Regions from separate parts of the Homo sapiens genome. Here all the other regions are linked to region 6. The links are chromatin contacts, found by Hi-C or POLR2A ChIA-PET in ENCODE. All regions are on one chromosome and are shown on one strand. The core of a region is the stretch at or near the end of the contact, and the rest is flanking DNA. Distances in the headings are between cores, read along the strand shown. Region 1 has its middle 47 kb from the start of OR2AT4. Region 2 holds the start of SPCS2 (signal peptidase complex subunit 2). Region 3 holds the start of EMSY-DT (EMSY divergent transcript). Region 4 holds the start of TSKU (tsukushi, small leucine rich proteoglycan). Region 5 holds the start of NEU3 (neuraminidase 3). Region 6 holds the start of UVRAG-DT (UVRAG divergent transcript).

Region 1 (2,837 bases), core at 52-2,551, 770 kb before region 6:
TTGAGATATGAAGAGCTATTCTATTCATAATGCTATTTTTTTGCCTGAATACCTTGGGTTTTTTTTTTCATTGTGTTATTATTATATAGGTCCCATGAGATTTATGCTTTAAGGAGGTTCTGTTTTGGTGTATTTCATGGATTTGTTTCAAGATTTAGAGCTCCTTTTAGCAGTTCTTGTAGTGCTGGCTTGGTAGTGGCGAATTCTCTCAGCATTTGTTTGTCTGGAAAAGAATGTATCTTTCCTTCATGTATGAAGCTTAGTTTCACAAAATTATTGGCTGATACTTGTTTTGTTTAAGGAGGCTAAAAATAGGACCTCAATCCCTTCTAGCTTGTAGGGTTTCTGCTGTTAATCTGATAAGTTTTCCTTTATGGGTTACTTGATGCTTTTGCCTCACAGCTCTTAAGATTCTTTCCTTTGTCTTGACTTTAGATAACCTGATGACTATGTGCCTAGGCGATGATCTTTTTGTGATGAATTTCCCAGATGTTTTTTGAGCTTCTTGTATTTGAATGTCTAGATCTCTAGCAAGGCTGGAGAAGTTTTCCTCTATTATTTCCTCAAATATGTTTTCCATACTTTTAGATTTATCTTCTTCCTTGAGAACACCAATTATTCTTAGGTTTGGACATTTAACATAGTTTCAAACTCCTTGGAGGCTTTGTTCATTTTTAAAAATTCTTTTTTGTCTCTGATGGATTGGGCAGATTCAAAAGCCTTGTCTTTGAGCTCTGAATTTCTTTCTTCTGCTTGTTCAATTTTATTGCTGAGACTTTCCAGTGCATTTTGCATTTCTCTAAGTGTGTCCTTGATTTCCAGAAGTTGTGATTGTTTTTTATTTATGCTATCTATTTCACTGAAGAATGTTCCTTTCATATCCTGTATCATGTTTTTGATTTCTTTAAGTTGGACTTCACTTTACTCTGGTACCTCTGTAGCAGGATGATCCACAGACAAAACCTCTCAGACACCAAGTTGTAGAAGGAAGGGCTTTATTCAGCTGGGATCATCAGCCAGCTACTGTCTCAAAATCCGAGCTCCCCGAGTGCACAATTTCTGTCCCTTTTAAGGGCTCACAACACTAAAGATTTCACATGAAAGGGTCGTGATTGATTTGAGCAAGCAAGGGGTACGTGACAGGGGCTGCATGCACCGGTAGTCAGGGAGGAACAGAACAGGGCAGGGAGTTTCACAATGTTCTTCTATACAATGTAAGGAATCTATGAATAACATCTGCTTCTAAATCATAAGTTGATTTTTAACTACTGGGTTTAGGCCAGGTGGGCCCAGGCCTGGTTTCGGGCCTGGCGCCAGGCTGCCTGTCTTTGGTTTTACTTCCTTGTTGTTTTTACTGAATATGAAACAATATAAAACAATGTGAGAGGGTCTTTCTCTCCTCTCACCTCCTTGATTAACTTAATAATCGACCTTCTGAATTCTTTTTCTGGCAATTCAGAGATTTCATCTTGATTTGGATCCATTGCTGATGTGAAAGGAAAATAAATCTTGGGGCCCCTAAATCACTAAGCTAAAGAGAAAAGTCAAGCTGGGAAATGCTTGGGGCAAACCTGCCTTCCATTCTATTCAAAGTCACCCCTCTGCTCACTGACATGGATGCATATCTGATTGCTTCCTTCGAAGAGGCTGATTAGAAACTCGTAAGAATGCAACTGTTCCTCTCACCTGTCTGTGACCTGGAAGTCCCCTCCCCACTTTGAGTCTTCCTACCTTTGCTTCAAGTTGTCCTGCCTTTCCAGACTGAACCAATGTACTTCTTATGTATATTGATTAATGTCTCATGTCTCCCTAAAATGTATAAAACTAAGCTGTGCCCTGACCACCTTGGGCTCATGTCGTCAGAACTTGCTAAGGCTGTGTCACGGGTGCATCGTCAACCTTGGCAAAATAAACTTTCTAAATTGAGACCTATTTCAGATTTTCTGGGTTCACACTGGTAAGCTGGTATGATCTTTTGGGGGTGTTAAAGAACCTTGCTTTGTCATATTATCAGAATTGTTTTTCTGATTCCTTCTCATTTGGGTAGACTGTCAGAGGGAAGATTTGGGATTCAAGGGCTGCTGTTCAAATTCTTTTGTCCCACCGGGTGCTCCCTTGATGTGGTGTTCTCCCCCTTCCCCTAGGAATGGGGCTTCCTGAGAGCTGAACTGTAGTGTCTGTTTTTGCTCTTCTGAGTCTAGCCACCCTGTGGAACTACTGGGCTCTGGGCTGGTACTAGGAGTGTCTGCAAAGAGTCCTGTGATGTGATCTATCTTGAGGTCTTAGAGCCATGGCTACCAGCACCTGCTCTGGTGGAGGTAGCGGGAGAGTGAAGTGGACTCTGTGAGGATCCTTGGTTGTGTTTTTGTTTGGTGCACCGGTTTTGTGTTGGTTGGCCTCCAGTCGGGAGGTGGCACTTGCAAGATCACATTGGCTGTGGTTTTATAGGAAGGATGCAAACCTGGTTAAGTATTCTGGTTTCTCAGGCGGTGGGCAGGGCCATAGAGATCCCAAGAGATTATAACTTTTGTCTTCAGCTAGCAGGGCAGGTAGAGAAAGACCACCAGGTGGGAGCAGGGATAGGTGTGTCTGAGCTCAGCCTCTCATTTGGCGGGGCTTGCTGTGGCTCCTGTGTCAGGGGGTGTGGTTCCCAGTCCAATGGAGTTATATTCCCAAGGGGATTATGGCTGCCTCTTCTGAGTCACCAAGGAAGTGGGGAAAGTTGGCAGTCTAAGGCCTCACCTTGCTCCCATGCAGCCCGCAGTGCTAAAGGCCAGCGTCACTCCCACTGTGCCCCCACAACAGTACCACGTCTATTTCCAGGCAGCCAGTGACCT
Region 2 (3,221 bases), core at 669-3,168, 870 kb before region 6:
AAATCCTGTCTCTACTAAAAATATAAAAATTAGCCAGGTGTGGTGGCATGTGCCTGTAGTCCCAGCTACAAAGACTACAGCTTGGGAGGCTGAGGCACAAGAACTGCTTGAACCCAGGAGGCAGAGGTTGCAGTGAGCCAAGATCCCACCACTGCACTCCAGCCTGGGTGACAGAGTGAGACTCTGTCTCAAAAAATAAAAAATAAAATAAAAAGTGACTAGGGCAATGCTGTATCATCTCACTTTATTTTAAATAAAAGAAAAATGAGAAGTTGTAAAAGATAAACTGCAACAACAAGCTACAGGGGATCTGACTAGTGTCCACGGATTGCTTCACAGAGGTAATGAAATATCATCTGATGTTATTGCTATTTAGTGATATTTATTTTCTTTTTAGTAATAATTTAGTTATTTAGTGATAATTATTTTCTTTTCTTTCTGATCTCGGCTCACTGCAACCTCCGCCTCCCCGGTTCAAGCAATTCTCCTGCCTCAGCCTCCCAAGTAGCTGGGATTACAGGTGCCCGCTACCACGCCCGGCTCATTTTTGTATTTTTAGTAGAGACGGGGTTTCACCATGTTGGCCAGGCTGGTCTTTAACTCCTGACCTCAGGTGATCCGCCTGCCTTGGCGGGGATTACAACCATGAGCCCCCACGCCCGGCCGAGATAATTATTTTCACATGAATTTTGGCTTCCCCAAGACAAGTTTTTGTCTGTTTTATTCAGGGATATATCCCTGGTGACTAGAATAGTGCCTGTTACATAGTAAGAAACTCAAAAATATTTGTTTAATTCTTTAGACGCTTATGGGGGATATATAGGAATTAAAAAACAATACAACGTAATAGAGCATGGTATAATACAATACTGCTATTTGATAACTCTGTCATGGAGTAGTAGTTCCACCAGAGTAGCAACCAGGTCTATCTTGATCCCCTGTATCCGTTAGTACAATATTGGTGCTCAATATACATTTGTGAAAAAAATTAATTAAAATACAACGTAATAGAGCATGGTATAATACAATACTGCTATTTGATAACTCTGTCATGGAGTAGTAGTCCACCAGAGTAGCAACCAGGTCTATCTTGATCCCCTGTATCCGTTAGTACAATATTGGTGCTCAATATACATTTGTGAAAAAAATAATTAAAATCTAGAATACTATTACATCCTAAAACCGTAAAAGCAGAGTGTCAGAAGGGATATATATTGGTTTTGATTTTTTTTAAATGCCGGCTTGAAAACCGAGTTCAGATACATGCTATCTGGCTTTGGGTAGGTTCTTTAGTTTCCTCCTCATCTAACAGGGCTGTTGTGGGACTCAGTGAGAGAGAGGATGGCTGGAAGTGCACATAGGATACTGCCTGGCAGACTGTAGGCACTCAGTAAACGCGAGTTCTCCGTTAACACGAAAACATTACAAACAGCTAAAATGACAGCTGCTTGAGAGAATAATCGGTAAGTGCCACAACCGGGCTAGAAAAGGATGAAGGACAAGCTCCTGCCCACTCCTTTGGAAACTCCACACCTGGGCCGGAGAAAGACTCGAATTCGAAAACTAAGTTTCAGTCGCACCTGCCTCCGGCGTCGCTTCAGCCTCCGAGGGGTCTGCGGAGGCGACGTCCCAGTCAGGAGGGATGCGCGCCTGCGAGCCCCCCGGGGATCTCGGAGCCGCTCCACTGCGGTGCCTGCCGCTATCTTCCCCACGCCTTAGTAACTGCGACGCGACGGCAGACAGTGTAGGCGGCAACCGACGGCCGGGACGTCTAACCTCAAGTCCCAGCAAGCCCCGCGGCCACGTCCTCTGACTACCTCGCGCCAGCAAGACCCAAACTACGGATCCCGATTGACTCCGCGCGGCGCGTCACGCTGTCAGCTCCAGCCAATCGGCTTCAGACAAGTCGGAGGGGAGGGAGACGCAGAGGCGGACAAGATGGCGGCGGCAGCTGTACAGGGCGGGAGAAGCGGTGGTAGCGGAGGCTGTAGTGGGGCTGGTGGTGCTTCCAACTGCGGGACAGGAAGTGGCCGTAGCGGCTTGTTGGATAAGGTGAGGAGCCGGTTCTTGGGAACAGTTGAATCCTGGGGAGGCCTGGGAGGCGGCGAGCCAACCTTCCCATCCCGGTCTCCCTTATTTTCTACGGCCTTTTGAGGGGAGCCCTTGTGTGACCACTATCACAACCCTACGCACGCTTGGAGCCTGCCCTTGCCCTCATCACACTTCAAACCTGGACCCGGTCCTCTTTAGAACTTCTTCTTTTCTCGCAAGTGTTCTGGTCCTGGTCGCCACACCTTTTTCGGTAATTTGATTTTTCCTATATTTAATCGTGTCCATCTCTTTTCTCCTGGGGGGCTGGGTGCACTGTTGTCAGTGCCCATTTCACAGACACGGAAAACCGAAGCCCAAAGATTAAAGAATCAGTATCCCCCAAACTCTCTACCACCATCACCCTTGCGTGCTGCTACAGATTCCAAAGTGCTTCTTGTCCTTTTGCTTACTGAAGTTTTTAGGCGTTTTATCATGATAGGCGAATACTGAAAATATTTGAGTATTGACTGTTCTACTGGGCTGACAAGAAGCCTTTAAGATTTTTCTTTTTTTCCTGTTGTTTTTCCCCGCCCTCTCCTCTCTTCCCTCCACCTCCCTCTTTGCTACCAAGTGCACTGCTGCCCGCTCACGCTTGCCCCTTTCCTCCCTCTGCTCATCCAAAAAAATTTTTTTTAACTGCAGTCCTAGCAACAAGGGTTTAAAAGAAAAGAAAAAAAGGAAAACTGTCCCTGGGTTGGCCTTTCTTGCTCTTTGCACAGCATCTTGGAAGAAACAGTTGCACGGAGAACAACGTCCTGGTGTTGATTTTGCCTCTAATTAGCTTTGTGACCTTGAAATATGCTTGCTCTCTCTATATCTGTTTTCTCATCTGCAAAGTGAGAGATTTAGCCTTAAAATGAGGGACTTAACTCTAAATTCCCTTCCAGTTCTCTCATTGTAGGGCCCTGGGCTGGTTTGATGAGAATTGTTAAGCATGGTGTCTTTAATATAGTAAGCAGAATTTTTGAATATAATTGAAAACAGCTTTCAGACTTCCCTGTGCATAACACATGGTAGGTGCTTAAGAAATGAAAACATGATTATGTTGAGGGGTTAAGATCCAGGTCTTTTTACTTGTCTTTTTGAGTGTCATTGGTTTTGAAAGACATGGTTCTCACACTCTTCTCTTG
Region 3 (3,158 bases), core at 292-2,791, 630 kb after region 6:
CGTGAGCCACCATTTACTTATGTGTGACTTTAGGCAAGCTATTTTGCTTCTTTCCTAGACTTTAGTTGCCTCCTTTGTAATTAGAGATAATAAAAGTTTCCACCTCATAAAGTTGTTCTAAGGACTGAATTACTATGTAAAATGCTTAGACCAGTATGTGGCACTTAGTAAGCACAAGGATTGACTATAATAATTCATCACTCATATGCTACTTCTTAAGGTCAGAGTCAGTTTTATAAGCCCCTTGTCTTTCGATTTGTACTCCATTGTAGAGGAGTAGACATTCATTGTCATTTTGACATTCACTGTAGAGGAAAGGACATTTGGAGGTCAGAAGACCTGGGATTACAAAGCCTAGCTCTCTTCCAATTCCTAGCTCCGTGAAATTTGGTGAGTCCTTGGTACATCTATGTTTTTCTCATTCATAGTATGAAAGACCTTAATCGTACCTGTCACACTGAAATGTTGCGAGGCTCAAATCAAATAATATATGTTAAAGTACAAAAATCCTCTATGAAGATTTCACTTACTATCTTTCCAAGAGTTCTTAAGCAACTGGATGCATAGGAAGGTCAGGGAGACAGCGGAGGGAGGGCCTGGTGATTAATATGTTCCACTTTACGATTTTCTGAAGGTGTAGGTTGGGTTTCAACAACAGTGACTTTCCTAGACCTCGGAGGGTATTTTTAGCTAATGGGCAAATAGTAGTAGGAAACTTAAATGCTGTTATTTACCTTCTCTTCCTAACCTACAGTTCCACTCAAGAACATGAAGAGTCTCATACGTTTGTATAGTGGTTCACAACTTACAACGTTTACGTGGTGCATCACAAGATCCCTATAGGGTAGTATTAACCCAATTTTTCAAGAAGGAAACTATGTCTGGAAATTGTAGAATGCACATTAAAAACTCTTTCTGACGAGCGTTTCTACCGGATCCGATGTTACCCAAAGTACAAAATTTAAAGAGGGAAGTCAATCACAAGATTTCATTGAATCTTCAGTATCAGGCAACTGGCTTCTATTTTATGGCCGCAAATAACTATATATTGGGCCCCTTTTCTCACCTGTAAAATAGGAACGAAAAGACCTTCTCCACAAATAAGATGAAATAAGAACAAAGGCTGAGGGTGAACCTACCACGTCGTAGGGCCTCAAATAAATTCCTTCTCCTTCTTGCCCTTGACAGAGATAGCACGAGATATCACTACCATTCCCACTTCACACGTGGAGGAAATCCAACGCGAGAACGCTCGGATTTCCCCTTCTTTACTTGCAACAACTCCGTAACCCGCAAATCGGCTACGGACAACTGCGATGTCCACTATGTTAGTTCTCGTAGCGTGGATTCTCTCTCCTCAAGATGCCATCTGGGGGGCTAGAGGCCACTAATAATTGCCCTCACGATCGAAGAAACTCGATCCTAATCCTCGACGGCACTTCAGGAACAAAGCTGCTCTCCCATCGTCCCTAACCTCACTACCGTAAAGGTCGCAGCAGAGCCCCTGCTCCAACCGCTAGCGCCATCTTGGCCGCTACGTGTGACGCCACACGTAGCAGAGAGCGCAGCCGATTGGCTGGGAGACGGCAGCCCAGGAGAGGCGCGCGAAGCCAGAGACAGGAGGGTATGCAGGAGAAACCAAGGGAACTACAATCCCGGCCTTCCTTGCGCGTACGACAGCAAACCTGGAGCGAAAGAGGTTGGAGTTTGGATTCGGACCACAACTCCCAGCACCCTCCGCGATGTCTGTCCTTTTCTTTCATAACGCGGAGGAAAAGAAGGACAAGATGAATGGAGGCCTTTTGGTGTTTGTTCTCCGAAAGGCGGGAAAAGCGAACTACACCTCCCGACTGGCCGCGCGCGGCTGCGCCTGCGCCCTGTTACCTGTCGCCATCTTGCCCCTTCAGAGGCACCGCAAACAAACCCAATTCCTGGTGTCCCCTAGTCTTGGCGGAGGAGCCTTTTAGATGAGCCCCGAAAGGCCGGGCAGGTGGGTGACTCTCAGGCAGGGTCCTGGGAAGAGCTGGCAGGCCAGCCAGGCTAGAGGAGCGCCGGGCCAAGCATTCGGAGCCCGGCTTGGGGCTCCCAGCCCCATCCTCCGTTGTTTCCTAACGGGATCGTGGGGCTCCCCGGGGTGGACTCAGGGGGACTCTGGCTGGCCTGGTGCTGGGACTCTGGGGGTTTAGCTCTGGGAGACTCCCGGTGAGTCCAGGTCGTCTGGCTGGGTATCCGCTGGCTTACTCTCTCTCGGTTGTCCTCTCCGCTGGGGAGGGAGTGAGGCGCGGGTGCCGGCCGGGACCCCTGACAACAGCTACTGGCCCAGAGGGGCTTGGGTCGTGGACTTGACATTGGGACCGGCGCCGAGAGGTCCGGGTGAGGAGCCTGGGCTGGCTGCTCTTGTTGTGGTGCTGCTAGGGAGTGCGTGTTTGGAGAGGGGGCGGGGCGGGCTTGTCTCCTTGACACTTGAGTGGGGAAGGATCCTACAAGATCCTGGTTCCCCGAGCGGGCTCCGGAAACTACTGCCCGGGTTTCCGATGCGTTGCGGCCCCGCTCTGGGGTCCCCTGGCTAGGACGCGCCGGGATGCCGTGACGTGGTGCTCGGTTCGAGCAGTCGCCGGCCGCCTCCAAGATCCTGTCGGGAGGCGGGGACTGGCTTGTGGAGGGAGAGGATTCCTTTGGCTCTGCCCCTTCTTCCTCCTCCCCACCCCTTTTCTTTATGTCATACTGCCGGCTGGGGCGCGCAGTCCAGTTCTTCTTGCCTTGGGTTTGTTCTGAGCTGAGAGGACTATGGGAAGTAGGGGGAGGGGGGCTCACCTCGGGACACAGAGTTGGAGTTAGCAGCCCCAGCGCCTGGAACGGGATATAGCAGTTATTTCGGTTCGGTGTCTGACTTCTAGGCTAGACAGTGAGCTCGTTCATTCATTCATTCATCCATTCGTTTTGCTCAGTCGCGTCAACCATTCACTTACCCATTTAACAAATACTTAGAGCGGCTCTACTCTGTGCTAAGCAGGTATTGCGCGTGCCCCCAGAGCCGTGTCTTTTTGTCTTTTACACTAGGAAATTCCCAGTTCTAAGTAAGTTCCTGGCAGCTCAACTGTTGGTAAATGGCTGTTTAATAACTACAGGATCAAAATTCATATTCCATTAAGACTTGA
Region 4 (2,838 bases), core at 224-2,723, 970 kb after region 6:
TGGGATTCTAATCAGGAGAGGACAATGAATGGAGAGGAGAGACGGGAGTTCTCCCTGCTTCCACACATATGAGACCAGGCTCCTAGCCTTTTCTCTGCACATTCCTAACTGGCAGGGTCCACAGGTGTCAACCCAAGTGCATCCCCAAGACCACACAATGGCTCTGAGTGCAGAAAGGACCTGCAAGACCAGTTTGTTTTCTGGGCAGCAGATGATTTTGCTGGCCTGAGGCCTGGGGCAGTGGTCTCCACTCCTACCTCACCACCTCTCTAGTGTCTTCCTTCTTCCCCAAGTAGACCGGCATGCATGCACACACAGGCCCAAGCAACTCCTTTTTTTTTTTTTTTTTTTAATGAATAAGAAAAAGTAATAAGGAAAGAAGCAGCAAGCAGACTGGGTGTGTTAACAAGTCTGGGCCACTGCAGGAGGTACATTGCCCAATTTCTGCACCCCGAGGCCCTCCAAAGTCTAGGAGAAGCTCCTGGGAGGTCCAGGGCCCAAGACCAAAGCCTCTATCAACTCTCCCACCTGTGAACTGCCCCTCTCCCAAGGTAGGCATTGTCGGGGTGTGTAGACTGGGAGCCACCCACACACCTGACTCTCCCCTCCTAGGAAATGCGTCCACCAGGTCATTTCTCCTGCAAACCCTCATTTTAAAGTGTCTTGGATGCTTTCCTGCCCTTTTTTTTTTTTTTTAACATAAAGAGGGGTGAGAGCCCAAGAGCTACAGCAGGGGGAATAGACTGAAACTGCTGCCTACTCACACGCCAGTTTCCCTTCTTAGAACTCTAACCAGAAGCCAATGGTTTCCTCCTAAAAGAAAAACTCAATCTGTTGACTTTCTCTCTCCTCTCCTGCCAGCTTTTCTGCCCGAGCCGGGCTCTCTCTTCTCTGTGGGTTCGTCTTTCAGCCAGTCTTTCTCTGCTTCAGATTCTTGGTTTCTTGCTCCCGGTAGTCCCTGAACCTCTTTCACTCTTTAAAAAAAAATGGGGAGGGGCGGTGAACAAGCAAAGAGGAAGCCCTCACCCACCCACCAAATCTCTTTCTTACTAGCAACTAATTCCCTCTCTCTTTCCACACACACAGTCATACACACACATACACATACACAGGCACGTACTCCGGCGACCTCCAGATGTTCCCGACAGTGCGGCCATCTGCTTAGATTGCTGGGGCGCGCAGGGGGAGGGGGCAGGGATCCGGGATGCAGGAAGCTGTGAGCGAGGCCAACTAGAGGGGGCGGGAGCAGCGCACTTTTGAGACGCTCCCTAGAGTGGAACCCGGGCTCGGCTCAGGCTCCGCGGGCGGGGCGCGCGCCGAGAGAGGCTGGCACTTTGGCGACACTCCCTGAGCCGCCCCGCGGCCGGCCCGAGCCGCCACCCGGCGCCCGGCAGGGGGGAGCCTGGCTGCGGGCGGGGACCGGGGGGCGGGCCGCGCCGCGCGGAGAAAAGCGCTGGCCGGAGGGCCCGCGGCCGGGCCGCCGGGGTGAGCGTGCCGAGGCGGCTGTGGCGCAGGCTTCCAGGTGAGTGCAGTTCCCCGGGCGGGGCGAGAGTCCGCGCTGCGGTTGAAGATCCCAAGTCCCCGATCCTAGCCTCGCGGCCCCTTCGGAGGGCGGGCTGGGGACGCCGGGCGCAGGGGCGGGGCTGGGTCCCGCCGAGGCCCCTCAACTTTCGTCGGACGCCTAGGGCTGGGCGGGAGTGGGGAACGCCGACCCAGGGGAGAGGTCTTGCGGGAGACAAAGGCTACGCCCAGGGGCCGTGTGGGTCTTTGTGCGGACACGTGCATCTCACGTTTGTGGGTCTTTGTGGATTTGCGGTCGGGGACGCGCCGCTGTCGGTGCCTTTGTGTGTCCGTGGCTTTGCGCGGCTGCTTTGCGCCCGTGTCCACGTTTGCGGGCCTGCGCTTGGCTGTGGGCGTCGGTGGGCGCATCGCGTGTCTCCGCGTACGTGGTCGGTGCCTGCCGACGTGTCTGGGCTGGGTGTCCGCAGAGGGTGTGCGCACCGAGAGCCCAACGCCGCCCCACCCCCCCGCTCCCCCGCCGTCCCCTCGGGCCCACGACTTGGCTCCAAACTTTTCTCCCGGTTCCTCGGGCAACAGCCCCAGTCCTCCCCACCGCTACCCGGCCGGGGGCGCAGACAGCCCTCCCCCTCCCCCTCCTGAGGTCCCAGGACAGCAAGGGGCTGCGACGGGATTGGTGGTCGGGGGATCGGCAGCGCCTGGGGACTGGCTGGGCAGGGGCTGGGCGGAGCGTGCGGACTCCCCCTCAGACCCCGGCTGGGAGGAAGAGGCGAGCGGTGGGTCCCAGGCTCCGGCCCTGGGCTGGGGAGAGGAAGGGACAGGGCGGCTGGCGTTGCCCTCCCCGCGCTTCTTGGAAAGAGTGTGATCCAGAGTTGCGTCTGTTTGGTAGGGAGACAGGCTCCGCTTTGAGACCCACTCTCCGTTTGCAGCCCGCCCCCGGGGTAGGGGGCCAACCCTCGGACCCGGTAGGGGAGAGGGGGACTGCCAGTCCAGATCTGGGCATGCCCGAGGCGCCGGCTCACAGGACCCGGAGCTGGGCTGGGGGCCGTGGGAGCCTCACATACACAGGTTTCAACTGGGACGGCCACTGGCCCCTGTGCGGCGCTGGCAAGTTGCTCAGCTTCGCGGAGTCGCGGTCACTCTGGCACGGACAGGGCGAGAACTCCCTCGCGGCTCGGGGCGTGCGGTGGGAATAACCCGCGCCTCTGGAGCCGGGCGGAGAGCAGCGCCAGCCCACACTTGGCCTGGCGAGGAGGTGACTCAAGACCTTCGATTCTTCTTTCATCTTTGTGCGCCCTGCCCTTCGGATAAGTCTAGACT
Region 5 (2,878 bases), core at 126-2,625, 830 kb before region 6:
AATCCCAGCACTTTGGTAGGCCGAGGCGGGCGGATCACGAGGTCAGGAGATCGAGATCATCCTGGCTAACATGGTGAAACCCCGTCTCTATAAAAAATACAAAAAATTAGCCGGGCGTGGTGGTGGGCGCCTGTAGTCCCAGCTACTCGGGAGGCTGAGGCAGGAGAATGGCGTGAACCCGGGAGGCGGAGCTTGCAGTGAGCCAAGATGACGCCACTGCACTCCAGCCTGGGCGGCAGAGACACACTCCATCTCAAAAAATAAAAATAAAAATAAAAAAGACCCATTATTTGGGCTTATTACGATGAGTTGGTCTCTGGTTCTAGGCCTTTTTTTTTTTCTTTTTTTTTTTTTTTTTTTTAGAAAAATACAGCAGGTTGTATTGAGGTTGGCACCTATGTTCTTTCAAAGAACCCTCATCATTTTGTGAGTTCTTTCCTTGTGGCACCACGATGTTCCAGGCTCATCTTGTATGTTCCCTGCCTCAGCACAGGATTTTTTTTAATGAGAAAAATATCACGAATTCAAATTTACAGAAGCTTTACATTTTTATGTCCTCTAAGTTAGCAGTCTGTCTTTCCTTTTATTGGCGTTTGTAAAATTTCTTCTTTTTAAAATTGTTATATTTTAGAGACAGGGTCTCGCTCTGTCACCCAGGCTGGAGTGCAGTGGTGCAATCACAGCTCACCACAGCCTCCAACTCCTGGGCTCAAGGCATCCTCCCACGTAGGCCTTCCAAAGCGCTGAGATTGTAGGCATAAGCCACCAGGCCCAGCCTATTACCTTTACGTTGTACTTAGTCCCAGATAAAAAATGACCTTAGATCAGTCCTTTCCTCTTTGGCTGGGGAGAGGGGGGCTTAAATTCCGGTACTGTGAAACAGAAGAATGGACTCAGTGCTATGTGACAAATCTATGTATGTAAATGTGTGTATATACACACACATAAATTATATATATGAATATATTTTCATTTTCATATTTTGCAAGGAGAGTAGCCAATGCTCTGGACCTCTGGTCCTTTTTGTAGGGTACCCTCTGAGGCCGGGAACCTTTGCTCAACTCTCAGGCTGTCCAGGGAAGCTTTAGGCGGTGATACCGAGCTACAGACCAATATAAGAGCTCGGGGCTGTGGCACTGAAGAGAGGAGGCGGCCGTTGGGAACTGAGGTGGGCCCAGGGCTTGAGCTGAGTTGGCGAGGGTGGAGGTGGTGCCGGTCCCACGCCGTGGTGGGGACCGAGCTGCGGGCTGGAGGGAGGGGCAGCGCCGAGGGGGCGGGACGGGGAGGGCTCGCGGAGTAGGCCAACGGTTGGCCCCAACCGCCACTGACTACAGCCTGCGCCCGCCTCTTTTCGTTGCCGTTACCTGTTTCCGGCAGTCGACACGCTCTTCGCTTCTCGGGGCTTGTCTCCGTGTCCTCCGTCTCAGTTGTTTCTCCCTCTCTATCCTCCTCTGTCTCAGTCTCCCCAGCCTTGGGGCCGGTGCCTCTTCCGGGCTTCGGCGAATGAGACCTGCGGACCTGCCCCCGCGCCCCATGGAAGAATCCCCGGCGTCCAGCTCTGCCCCGACAGAGACGGAGGAGCCGGGGTCCAGTGCAGGTGAGCGGGGTTGGGAGACAGGAGAGCTCCCCGAGGAGGACTCAACTGTGGGGACAGGTTGAGCAAGACCATCTGCGTTTGGGAAATCCAGCCTTGGATTATTGAGACAGAGCCACCTAGTCGGCTAGGATCTGACCTGGCCAGAGAATTCTTGGCTAGTCCTATTTTTATTCGTTCTCACAGAAGCCGAACTTAAACCTCAGAATTATCACTCCAGAGATGAAAGGGAACTGAGACTGGAAAAGCCCTGCTTACCAAAGGTCTCTGGGCGGCAGAAAGAGCCCTGAGCTTCAGTTTCAACTTAGGAGACCTGGGTCTTGGTCCAGATTTTACTGTGGAGTGGCGTTCAGTAAGCTTTGTCCCCATCCCGGGCCCGAGTTTTCCCATCTATACCATGAGAGGGTTTAGACTACAGATCTTCAAAGGTCTGGCACGTGGTAGGTGCTCCTTAAATATTACTTGTTAGGAGTGAATAAATGAGATAGGAAGGCCTCCTGGGATTCACTGGAGGCTCATTGGGTTAGTTGGAGGCTGTGGAATTACATTATTATAGTCTGAGAAGTAGGCGGTATTATCTCCATTTTATAAGTGAGGAAACTGAAGCTCAGAAGTAAAGTGACTTGCTAGTAAGTGTCAAAGATAAGTCAGACTTCAGAGTCCATGCTAGGCTATACTCTCTCCCAGTAAGAAAGCGGGAAGGACTTGATGGGAAAGTGATTATATCGAGCAGCAAGTAATCATTTGAATTCTCTGCTTAAATGAACCCCAGAGCAGGCCCATATCTGATTATTTTCTATCCCGTTTCCAGCACCTGATTTGTGTGAAACGTTTTGGGTGGCAATGCCAGAATCACCATCTATATTACTTCTGTCATCAACACGATCAGCATAATTACAAAAATTAATGGCTCTAATTGTTATAGTGATAATAAAGCATAAATGAAATTGTGAGGACATCAAAATTTATAATTAAAGACACCTATTAAAACAGCAGTTTAAAATTTATAAAACACTTTTGAGTGGTTCTTCATATTGATCTGCTTAGGTAGGTATTATTATCCATAGTTTACAAGCAAGGAATCCAAGACCTAGAGGTTGAGTAACCATCAAAACGTCATGCAGCAAGAAATGGAGCTGAGACTTGAATCCAGCCCATGTGACAAGTTGTGCTTCTCCTTTGGTGATTATTTCCCTATTTCCTCTCCATTTCCTTTTTTTTTTGAGATGGAGTCTTGCTGTGTCACCCAAGCTGGAGTGCAGTGGTGCAGTCTCGGCTCACTGC
Region 6 (3,028 bases), core at 100-2,599:
CTGGAAAGATAGTATGCTTACATTTTGTTTAAAAAATTTAAAATGCAACTACTATATGCCAGGTCCTGTGTGGGCACTTTACATATGTTGATTTACTTTAATCCCTACAGCAATCCTATTACTATTTTAAAGCTGAGAGAGGGGAAGTGACTTGCCTTGGGATACATAGCTCAAAGGTGGTAGAGCCAAGATTCCAAAGTGCCTGATTCCTATTGTGTCTGACTCTAAAACACTATGTTCTTTCTGCTATGTTCATCCAGGTGGTGGAAAAATTCAGTCTAGGAGTAAAAAAAGGAAGATCAACATCCTGCAGAATGACTCATGCTATTCATTATAGAAGCAATTGCTGGAGATGCTATCATTGTGGATCACGGAAGTCTTCATGGAAGAGGTGGCATTTGAGCTGGGCCTTCACTGCAAAAAAAAAAAAAAAAAATTTCCTGATTCTCTGTCAGGCACTGGGGATCCAGAGATGAATCAGACAAAGTCCTTTTGCTTGAAGAATTCACAGTATTTTGTGTGTGTGTGGGAAGGAGGGTGGCTGCTTACATGTGTTAAAAGACAATGTGGCCAGGCCTGGTGGCTCATGCCTGTAATCCCAACACTTTGGGAGCCCGAGACTGGAGGATCGCTTGAGCCTGGGAGTTTGAGACTAGTCTGGGAAATATGGCCAGAACCCCATCTTTACAAAAAAATTTTAAAATTAGCTGGGCCTGGTGGCATGTGCCTGTATTCCCAGCTACTTAGGAGGGTGAGGTGGGAGGATCACTTGAGCCCAGGAGGTCGAGGCTGCAATGAGCCGTGATTTTGCCACTGCACTCCAGCCCGGGCGAAAGAATGAGGCACTGTTAAAAAAAATTAATAGAATAATCCAGACCCACGGTAGGGTCAAAATTCCTAACTCAAGGTCCCAGAGAGGCTCAGAGAAGCCTTTTGGAAGAAGGGACTCCTGCCCCAGCTAAGACTGATGGATAAGTAGCAAAGGCTTTCTGGGGACACAGCACAAACAGCCCACCTGAAGCGGTGAATCGGCGTCCTGGGTGCCTGGCACACCTTGTAGCTCAGCTTACTAGCTAGTGGAGTGCGAAGGGGCGTGTACTTGTCGGTTGGAGCTGGTCATGAAAGAGCTCGTGGGACTGCCCGACGGTTCTCAGGTCCCAGTGCATCCTGCGTGGTGGCTCTCTGCTGAACCATAAAGCATTCCTTTTCAATCCCTGCACGCTCACGCCGGGAAAAGACTGCACAAGGGGCCTGCCAAGGCAGACAAGCGATCGCCACCCAGCTGGCTTCCGAGGGTCCCCGCCCTCCACCGGAGGCCTGTTACCACGGCAACCAGTGAGGGCGGAAGTGGCTCAGAAGACCGGTTCTCCCTAATCAGGTGACTCTCCCGCCTCCTGCACGTGACACCGGAGCCCAGAAGCGCGCTCTACCTAATCAAGACCCCACCCCTCTTTCCCTTTACTGACAATTGACAGCGACCTCTTGCAATGGCCCTTCCGCCTCCACCAGGAGACTCTGCCCGTTGGTAGTAAAAGAACCAATTAGACTGGGAAAAAAAGAAGCAACGCCCCAGGTTTCACCCCGGCTTGACAGACGCAATTGAGGCCATCCTTGAGTCCCTCCGCCCCCAAGTCCAGTAATGCCAGCGATGGACAGACCTTCTACCCAATAGCACGCCCCTTTTCTGCCGTTGGGTCCCGCCCCCTTGAGGGCTAAGCCAATGAGCGCTCCGGGTCTCAGCGGGGTGGAGGGGTTGCACTGCGGTAATATGGCTCTTCCTTAGCCAGCGGCGGCAACGGCGGCAGCGGCGGCAGCGGCGGCGGCTACTGTCTGGGCTGAGCAGTAGTGCCTCTCGGGTGGCGGGTTTCTAGGCTGCAGGGGCTTGGTAGGTGGTGGCAAGGGGGCGGCGGCGGATGCCGGAAGAGTGCCCGCCCCGCCGCTTGGCGGCCCCTGGATCGAGATGAGCGCCTCCGCGTCGGTCGGGGGCCCCGTCCCCCAGCCACCCCCGGGCCCGGCCGCTGCTCTGCCTCCCGGTTCTGCCGCGCGGGCCCTGCATGTGGAGCTGCCGTCTCAGCAGGTAAGCCCGCGCGGCTCGCAGCACTCGGGAGGGACCCGGGCAGGCCCGCGTGGAGAGCTTGCTGGCTCCGGGCTGACCCCGCGAGCCGGGACACCCAGAGCAGGGACCCGGAGGGCTCGCGGGACTGAGGAAGACTGTCAGGAGGTTTGTGCGGGGAGGGGTCCAGTGATGGCCGAACCTCCGGGAGATCCCGGAGTCCTAGGAGAATCCCGTTACAGGAGATGGGCTTGTTAAGGGACAAGCAGCCAGCCAGCTCAAGTCCCTGGGGCCCCGGCCCGAGGCCGCCTCCCCCAACGCAGGGAGCCGGGGATTGCCCCGCGCAGACCCTCTCCCTCGTTCCGCCCAGGAAGGGACCCGGGGAACCCCCTGTGTCCCACGGGCCATAGTGAAAGCACTTTTCCTTTCTTTCCCCACCTGGCCATCCCCGCTTACGGAGAAACCAGTTTGTACTCTTCGTGCAAGAGCCCTGGAGGAGACTTTAGGGTGTCTACCATTTGCTTTAATCTCCCCTGATTATTAAGTATTCGGCCTCTTTAGAGAAATGTATTCAAGACTTGGGGGTTTCCTTCCTAATTCTCCGAGTCCCAAGGAACGCATCTTAATAATTAGGAGGACTTTTTCCTTCTTCATTCCCTTCAGTGAGTCTCTGTGGAAGGAGGATTTGATGTATATATTCATGTGTTCCTCCATCCTTTAGGAAGGGCTTTGAGGACTTCTTGGCTCTGCGTTGTAGGAAGATAAGAAGGGGGAAACACTGACTTTGGAGATGTGACAAAACTCTTTGTTTCACTCACATATCTGTAGAGTACTTCCCTCCTTATATCGGTTGCCTTCCTTCTGTCCCCCAAGGGGAGATTTTGCAGGAATCTTAGCATTAAAGAGACCTAAAGAATACCTTTCACCCTCTCCCTTTATTCCTCCTGCCAAGAAGAGGATCTAGAGAAACTGTCA

What was found. Hi-C counts contacts between places; a loop is a spot of excess contacts on that map. ChIA-PET counts read pairs that join two places held with the same protein, here RNA polymerase II (POLR2A). Pooled maps may share reads with other maps.
Region 1: a loop to region 6 is called in a pooled map, with 3 times the contacts of the local background. The contact joins the enhancer-like site here to the promoter of UVRAG-DT in region 6. A Hi-C loop is called at or near these places in 2 of 37 single-sample maps with no recorded cell type and 3 of 50 pooled maps. POLR2A ChIA-PET finds 5 or more read pairs at or near these places in 1 of 52 experiments (endothelial cell of umbilical vein).
Region 2: a loop to region 6 is called in a map of naive thymus-derived CD4-positive, alpha-beta T cell, with 6 times the contacts of the local background. The contact joins the promoter of SPCS2 here to the promoter of UVRAG-DT in region 6. A Hi-C loop is called at or near these places in 1 of 168 maps with a recorded cell type or tissue (naive thymus-derived CD4-positive, alpha-beta T cell), 4 of 37 single-sample maps with no recorded cell type and 11 of 50 pooled maps.
Region 3: a map of CD8-positive, alpha-beta T cell shows a loop between it and region 6 (25-fold over the local background). The contact joins the promoter of EMSY-DT here to the promoter of UVRAG-DT in region 6. A Hi-C loop is called at or near these places in 9 of 168 maps with a recorded cell type or tissue (CD4-positive, alpha-beta T cell, CD4-positive, alpha-beta memory T cell, CD8-positive, alpha-beta T cell and 4 more), 10 of 37 single-sample maps with no recorded cell type and 25 of 50 pooled maps. POLR2A ChIA-PET finds 5 or more read pairs at or near these places in 1 of 52 experiments (OCI-LY7).
Region 4: a map of HepG2 shows a loop between it and region 6 (7-fold over the local background). The contact joins the promoter of TSKU here to the promoter of UVRAG-DT in region 6. A Hi-C loop is called at or near these places in 1 of 168 maps with a recorded cell type or tissue (HepG2).
Region 5: a loop to region 6 is called in a map of naive thymus-derived CD4-positive, alpha-beta T cell, with 17 times the contacts of the local background. The contact joins the promoter of NEU3 here to the promoter of UVRAG-DT in region 6. A Hi-C loop is called at or near these places in 1 of 168 maps with a recorded cell type or tissue (naive thymus-derived CD4-positive, alpha-beta T cell) and 6 of 50 pooled maps. POLR2A ChIA-PET finds 5 or more read pairs at or near these places in 1 of 52 experiments (H1).

Annotation. Positions count from the first base shown.
Region 1 is chr11:75,048,455-75,051,291 of GRCh38, forward strand. No RefSeq gene overlaps it. Among named protein-coding and RNA genes, the nearest start is that of OR2AT4, 47 kb to the right of the region's middle. Within about 2 kb of position 1,302, at least 3 of the 41 ENCODE cell types and tissues checked have a DNase peak (open chromatin) inside an H3K27ac peak, as active enhancers do.
Region 2 is chr11:74,947,348-74,950,568 of GRCh38, forward strand. It overlaps SPCS2 (signal peptidase complex subunit 2), which reads left to right and starts at 1,919. Exons shown (of 5, transcript NM_014752.3): 1 at 1,919-2,052. The coding sequence starts at 1,939. It overlaps XRRA1 (X-ray radiation resistance associated 1), which reads right to left and starts at 1,744. Exons shown (of 19, transcript NM_001378157.1): 1 at 1,581-1,744. RefSeq lists enhancers at 1,112-1,966, 1,464-1,513, 1,634-1,693, 1,824-2,043, 1,967-2,821 and 1 more.
Region 3 is chr11:76,443,139-76,446,296 of GRCh38, forward strand. EMSY-DT (EMSY divergent transcript) reads right to left here and starts at 1,542. Exons shown (of 2, transcript NR_186348.1): 1 at 1,140-1,542. It overlaps EMSY (EMSY transcriptional repressor, BRCA2 interacting), which reads left to right and starts at 1,880. Exons shown (of 22, transcript NM_001300942.2): 1 at 1,880-1,990. RefSeq lists enhancers at 885-1,520, 1,521-2,157, 1,858-2,087, 2,288-2,337, 2,378-2,447 and 1 more.
Region 4 is chr11:76,781,883-76,784,720 of GRCh38, forward strand. It overlaps TSKU (tsukushi, small leucine rich proteoglycan), which reads left to right and starts at 1,474. Exons shown (of 2, transcript NM_015516.4): 1 at 1,474-1,522. TSKU-AS1 (TSKU antisense RNA 1) reads right to left here and starts at 1,180. Exons shown (of 2, transcript NR_120562.1): 1 at 1,121-1,180; 2 at 699-974. RefSeq lists enhancers at 711-900, 1,135-1,779 and a silencer at 1,331-1,420.
Region 5 is chr11:74,987,558-74,990,435 of GRCh38, forward strand. It overlaps NEU3 (neuraminidase 3), which reads left to right and starts at 1,376. Exons shown (of 3, transcript NM_006656.6): 1 at 1,376-1,597. The coding sequence starts at 1,504. RefSeq lists enhancers at 1,126-1,175, 1,456-1,645.
Region 6 is chr11:75,813,448-75,816,475 of GRCh38, forward strand. UVRAG-DT (UVRAG divergent transcript) reads right to left here and starts at 1,350. Exons shown (of 2, transcript NR_144531.1): 1 at 1,016-1,350; 2 at 67-414. It overlaps UVRAG (UV radiation resistance associated), which reads left to right and starts at 1,763. Exons shown (of 15, transcript NM_003369.4): 1 at 1,763-2,077. The coding sequence starts at 1,961. RefSeq lists enhancers at 1-1,073, 997-1,426, 1,297-1,591 and a silencer at 1,887-2,086.